2 separate regions of the Homo sapiens genome follow, and region 1 is linked to region 2. Evidence: chromatin contacts called from ENCODE Hi-C data. All regions are on one chromosome and are shown on one strand. The core of a region is the stretch at or near the end of the contact, and the rest is flanking DNA. Distances in the headings are between cores, read along the strand shown. Region 1 holds the start of ZNF583 (zinc finger protein 583). Region 2 holds the start of ZNF432 (zinc finger protein 432).

Region 1 (2,700 bases), core at 73-2,572, 4.4 Mb after region 2:
ACGGGATTTTAATCAACCATGCCTATGTAATGAAGCCTCTGTAAAACTCCCAAAAGACAGGGTTTAGAGAGCTTCCACCCAGCTGAACATGTGGAGGTTACTGGAAGGTGCAACACCCTTTTTTCTGTACTTTGCCCTACGCATCTCTTCATCTATATCATTTGTAATATCCTTTATAATAAACTAGTAAACATAAGTGTTTCCTGAGTTCCGTGAGCCACTCTAGCAAAATATCGAACCGCAAAGAGGGGGTGGTGAAAATCCCAATTTGAAGGTGGTGGAGTCAGATGTTCCAGAGGCTAGACTTTAGTGGGAAGTGGGAAGGGGGAGGCAGGCTTGGGGACTGAGCCCTCAGCGAATGGTGTCTGACCCATCTCCAAGTAGACGGCGTCGGAATTAAACTGGAGGACACCCAGCTGGTGCCCGCTGCAGAACTCACTGAACTCATTGCTTGCTTGAGATGTGTGGGAAACTCCCCTATATTTGGTCAGAAAAGTCTTCTGTTATGATTAGTTGTCGTTGAGATAATAGAAAAAAATGCACCTTGCGTTTTTTCCACTGATTCAGAGGGCATAACTGAAAGAATGAAGAACTGAAAGAATGATCTTAATACTCTGCTTCGCTTTTCTTGATAATACGCATTACTTCCCAATATGCATCAGTGTCCTTTATTATTAATTTTTTCCTATTGAATTCCTCCCGCATTAGAATGCTGCTCCATGAGGTGGGGATTTTGTCTGCTTGTTCACTGCTGTGTGCCCAGGGCCCACGACAGTGCCCGATACAGCAGGCGCTCAATAAGTGGCGAATGAAAGACAGGGCAAGGCGGAGAGAGAAGAAACAGAAAGGGAAAGAGAAAGCCCGGGCCGCCAGAGCGCTTAATCACACGTACATCCTACCGGGCCCCTCTCCAGCTGGCTCAGGCTCCACACTGGTCCTCCAGCTCCCTTTTCTCAGCGATGGACTCACAGCCCCACCCGGAGCGCTGGAGCGCGGACGCGGTCACTGCGCGTGCGCCTCACCGCGCTGGCACCCCGGCCTGGCAGCCTTTGGGGACCTGAACCAGCTGCGCCTGCGCAGGTGGAACGGGTGGAACGGGTGGGGGAGCGGACAGTCGAACGGCCTGAGAGGGCTCAGCTGGTCCGGGTGGGATTCTGAAGGCCAGCGGAGGTGGGCTTACTAGGGAAAGGGGCGCAGCAGTAACTACCCGCAACTGAGCGGCGGGATCTGCGGCCGCCCGGGGCCCTCGGCCAACATCCCAGCATCCTCTGCGCCGCGCCGGCCCCGGACTCCATTTCCCAGCGGCCCCTGCGGCCTGCCCTAGGGCTGCGGCGCCTTTGTGAGCGCGGCCGCCGGCCAGGATCGAGCCCTGGCCCGGGCCCTGGCCCAGCCCCGGCCTCCAAGGACCGCGCCGAAGGAGGTGCCCACTGGAGGGAGGAGGCGGTGAGGAGCGCGGGATGGAGCTGACGCCGGGAGCGGCCATGCCACCATGTGTGGGACCGTGTGTGACAGTGTGTGAGAATGTGTGAGACATTAAGGAACCGTGTGTGACAATGTGTTTGACAGTGTGGAATCGTGTGTGAGACCATGTGTGACTGTGTGAGAATTTGAGACCGTGTGTGACAGTGTGAGAATGTGAGGCCGTGTGTGAATATGTGTGTCAGTGTGAGACCATGTGGGACAAATGTGGGACTATGTGTGACAGTATGAGACTGGGTGTGAGAATGTGTGCGACAGTATGAGACCGTTGCCCCGGTGTATGCGGGAGCCTTTGACAGTATATGGGACCGTGTGGGACTGTGTGACACTGTATGTGCTTAAGACCACGTCACCATGTGTGAGACTGGGAATGTGTGACAGTGTTAAACTGTCATTATGTGTAGACCACGTGTGAACAGTGTGTAAGACCATGTCACTGTGTGTGTGACCTGTGTGTGTGGGATAATGTAAGACTGTGTGACAGTGTGTGTGACTTTGTGAACAGAGCTTGACCGTGTGTGTAGGATTAGATGAGACTGTGACAGTATGTGAGACCATGTCACCGTGTGTGAGGCTATGTGTGGTTGTGTACGGTGTGTGGCTGTTGATATGGGACCACATGAAACTGCGACAGAATTTGTGTGACAGTGTGTGAGACTGTGTCACTGTATGTGAAACTGTATGTGAACAGAGTTTTTGTTGTTGGACTAAGATTGTATGTGACAGTGTTTGAGATTGTGCATGACAGTGTGTGTGATTATGTGAGACTGAGGGAGATGGTGTGACTTAGCACTGTATGTCATCCCGACAGTGAGTGTGACAGTGTGACTGAGAATGGCCTTATATGACCCATTGTGAGAGCAGGGCGGGCTACAATGTGGGGGCATGTCCATAGGTTGCCAGGGGAGGTGCCAGAATGAGAAACTATGTGGTTTGTTGTCTGTGATTTGTGTGGGCAGGAAGCTGTGTGGGTGCTTGGAGATGCTGGTGTGCTCTGGGGTTTGGGAGACTGCTGTTGTGGTGGAGAGACAGAAAGATTGAGATAAAGGGGAAAAGATGGAGAAAGGGAGGGACGAGAGCTGAAAAGGGAGAGACAGACAGGAGCCTCAGCCTTAAGCCTGAAAAGCTGACCACGCTGGCTGCTTGTCCTCTGGCACAGTAGTTTTTCCATCCCTCTCAGTCTCTGGGGGCACGTGAGGAATTTAAAAGGAAAAAGGAATG
Region 2 (2,700 bases), core at 77-2,576:
ACTAAAAATAGAAAAAATTAGCCAGGCATGGTGGCAGGCACCTGTAATCCCAGCTACTCGGAGACTGAGGCAGGAGAATGGCTTGAACGCAGGAGGCGAAGTTTGCAGTGAGCCCAGCCATTGCACTCAAGCCTGGGCGACAAAAGCAAGACTCCATCTCAAAAAAAAAAAAAAAATGTTTATATACACACTTCAATATGAAGAACAAGAAACACATAGAAAAAAAGAGGGAGACAGAGAAAAGGAATACGAGTTATAAATACAAATTTAGAAAACAATTCAAAAATATAAATACTGGGAAAATAGCCGCCTTTATATACTAACATACAAAACCTGAAACACCCATAAAAATATGCAGTACATTTGCAAGAGGAAGGATAAAAATAGGCTCTTGTTAATTTGTGCGCAGTAATTTAAAAACATAATGTTAAATAGAAAGCCTATTCATCCGCCCCCCTTCACCCCCAAAAAACTTTCATTTTCTGCAGGTTCAAGAGCATGGGTTGTTGTGGAAAGCCAGAGGATTAGAAAACTCATTGTGGAGGAGGTACTCGGACCTGAAACTTTTAGGAAATGTTAACGTTCATCAAGTCTGTTCCAGCCAAAGTTTGAGCTCAACACACACACACACACACACACACACACACACACACACACACACACACACACACAAAACCAGCCAGGGCTCTTGTGAAAAGACTTCGGCTTTCACTTGTCTCTAGACAAAAGACCACCACCCCGCCAGATAAAATAGGAAAACCTGGAATAGACACACACGTACACTGGATTCCCTTAATGATTCATCAATCACTAAGCCTCAGATTAATCCAGAATGTGAAACAGAAGTCACATTCGTTGACAAAAGCCACCCCATCGATTCTCAATCACTGAGCCCCACTGGGGAGTGACCCGCGAGGACCACAATCCCTGACCTCAGTACTCTTGGTCGTTGATCTATTCAGGCCTTTAATCACTGACCACCAGAGCCTCCATGAGGGACCCCAAAGATATCCTATCACAGACACCCACCAGGGACTCCTACCAGCTCCCCTCCAAAAGGAAACACCCGCCCCCGCCTCCCCCAACCCCCGCGCTACCTCCACCATATAGCGCCACCAACAACGCAGACGCCCTCAGAAAGCTCCCTCCCACCACGTTTCCACGCCCTGACCCACACACTGACCTGACTCTCCTTGGAATCGCCGCGACCTCTTAAAAGCTGAACTTACTTCCCTAAACTTCTTCCACTTCTGGGCCCCTCGCCCAACTCCCTCCCCCTCTAAACCTCCAGAGACGGTCAGCCGCGTTTCCATGGAGAGCGGAATGCGGCCTTCCGGCTTTTCCTCAGGAGGAGACGCGTCCGCGCCGGCGTCGCCTCGCCGCTCTGGGGGCGGCCATCTTTGAGTACGTGACGTACAGAAGGCACAGCGGCCGGGAGACGCGGTGGACGGAGGCCTCTTAAACTGTCCGATTTCCAGACACCTCAGCCCTGGCAGAAAATGGAGAGCTTATCAGAGGCTTGAGTTCACACAGGCAGACACGGCGTGGGGGTAAAGTCCTCTGAACAGACACGGAACAGAAATAAGTTAGTCTTCTCCTCGCAGGGGACAGTGAACGGCGCAAACTTCTCAAAGGCCAGAACCCATTATTACCACAAAGGCGCGGCATCCCTTCTTAGCGGTTATGATGGCTGTGACGTCTCAGCTCAATGGAAAATTAAAGTCACCTCTGGGCACCTCAGTCACTATTGTAAATGCGAAGCGTTTTAGAAGCCGTATAAAAACTGAAGCAAGAGAGACTAGAACAAAAAATAAGCGAGCGGTGCGTTGCAGGTAACGGAGCCAGAGCCCTTAGGGGAGAGCATCATGGGGGCGGCCATCTTAGGGGACGTTCGGTGTCCGTACGGCAGAACATATTCTCTCTGAGAAGCTTGCGGTGGAACTGGCCCATGGAAATGTCTTTAGAAGAGAAGAACCACCTGGCTCTGTTCTTGACTCTGGAAAAGAATCCTTTTCTAGAATTATTTAGGTTGTTGCCAGATTAATTTCCTTTAGAGAGTTTCCTTGCCCCCACGACTTCCTATCTTTAAAGCCAACAATAGTATGTGAAATCCCTTTCATATTTGAAACCACTGACTATTGCTGCTGCATCTCTCCGGTTTCTCCTATTCTTAAGTGCTTGGGCAATCCAGAATAATCTCCCAATGCTAAAGTCAGCTGATTAATAAACTTAATTACAATGCAGAGTCCTTTTTGCCATGTAACATAACCATGGGAATTACTCTGGGGTTGTAGATCTGGCTATGATATGATGACACTAATGAATATTTTGCAATAAAAACATACTATTTTAAAATATATATATACATATATCTTTATATATGTATATTTCTACAGAATTATTACAAGTTATGTCTTATGATGGTTTCTTATAAGAAGCAAGGAGGAAAAGGTCCTTAACATTTTCAATTGTGTTTTTTTTAATAATAAAGCATGCATTCTAATTTACAAAAACCACAATAAAGGTACTTTCATCATGTCAGTCTTGAGGCTGAACAACACTTAACATTCTTTTTCCTTTTACCTGTCTGCCTTCTCCCTTCCCCTACACTCTCTATACCCCACCCTCCAGGCTCTCTGTTCCATCATCTTATGCGTATGGCCCCTTTCCCCTGTGCCCTCTTATTACTTCCATCTATCA

The links. A loop is a pair of places that touch in the nucleus more often than their neighbours do. Pooled maps may share reads with other maps.
Region 1: a pooled map shows a loop between it and region 2 (12-fold over the local background). The contact joins the promoter of ZNF583 here to the promoter of ZNF432 in region 2. A Hi-C loop is called at or near these places in 5 of 50 pooled maps.

The regions. Positions count from the first base shown.
Region 1 is chr19:56,403,010-56,405,709 of GRCh38, forward strand. It overlaps ZNF583 (zinc finger protein 583), which reads left to right and starts at 1,323. Exons shown (of 5, transcript NM_152478.3): 1 at 1,323-1,443. RefSeq lists an enhancer at 747-886 and a silencer at 1,347-1,556.
Region 2 is chr19:52,047,512-52,050,211 of GRCh38, forward strand. ZNF432 (zinc finger protein 432) reads right to left here and starts at 1,327. Exons shown (of 5, transcript NM_014650.4): 1 at 1,184-1,327. RefSeq lists an enhancer at 1,110-1,699.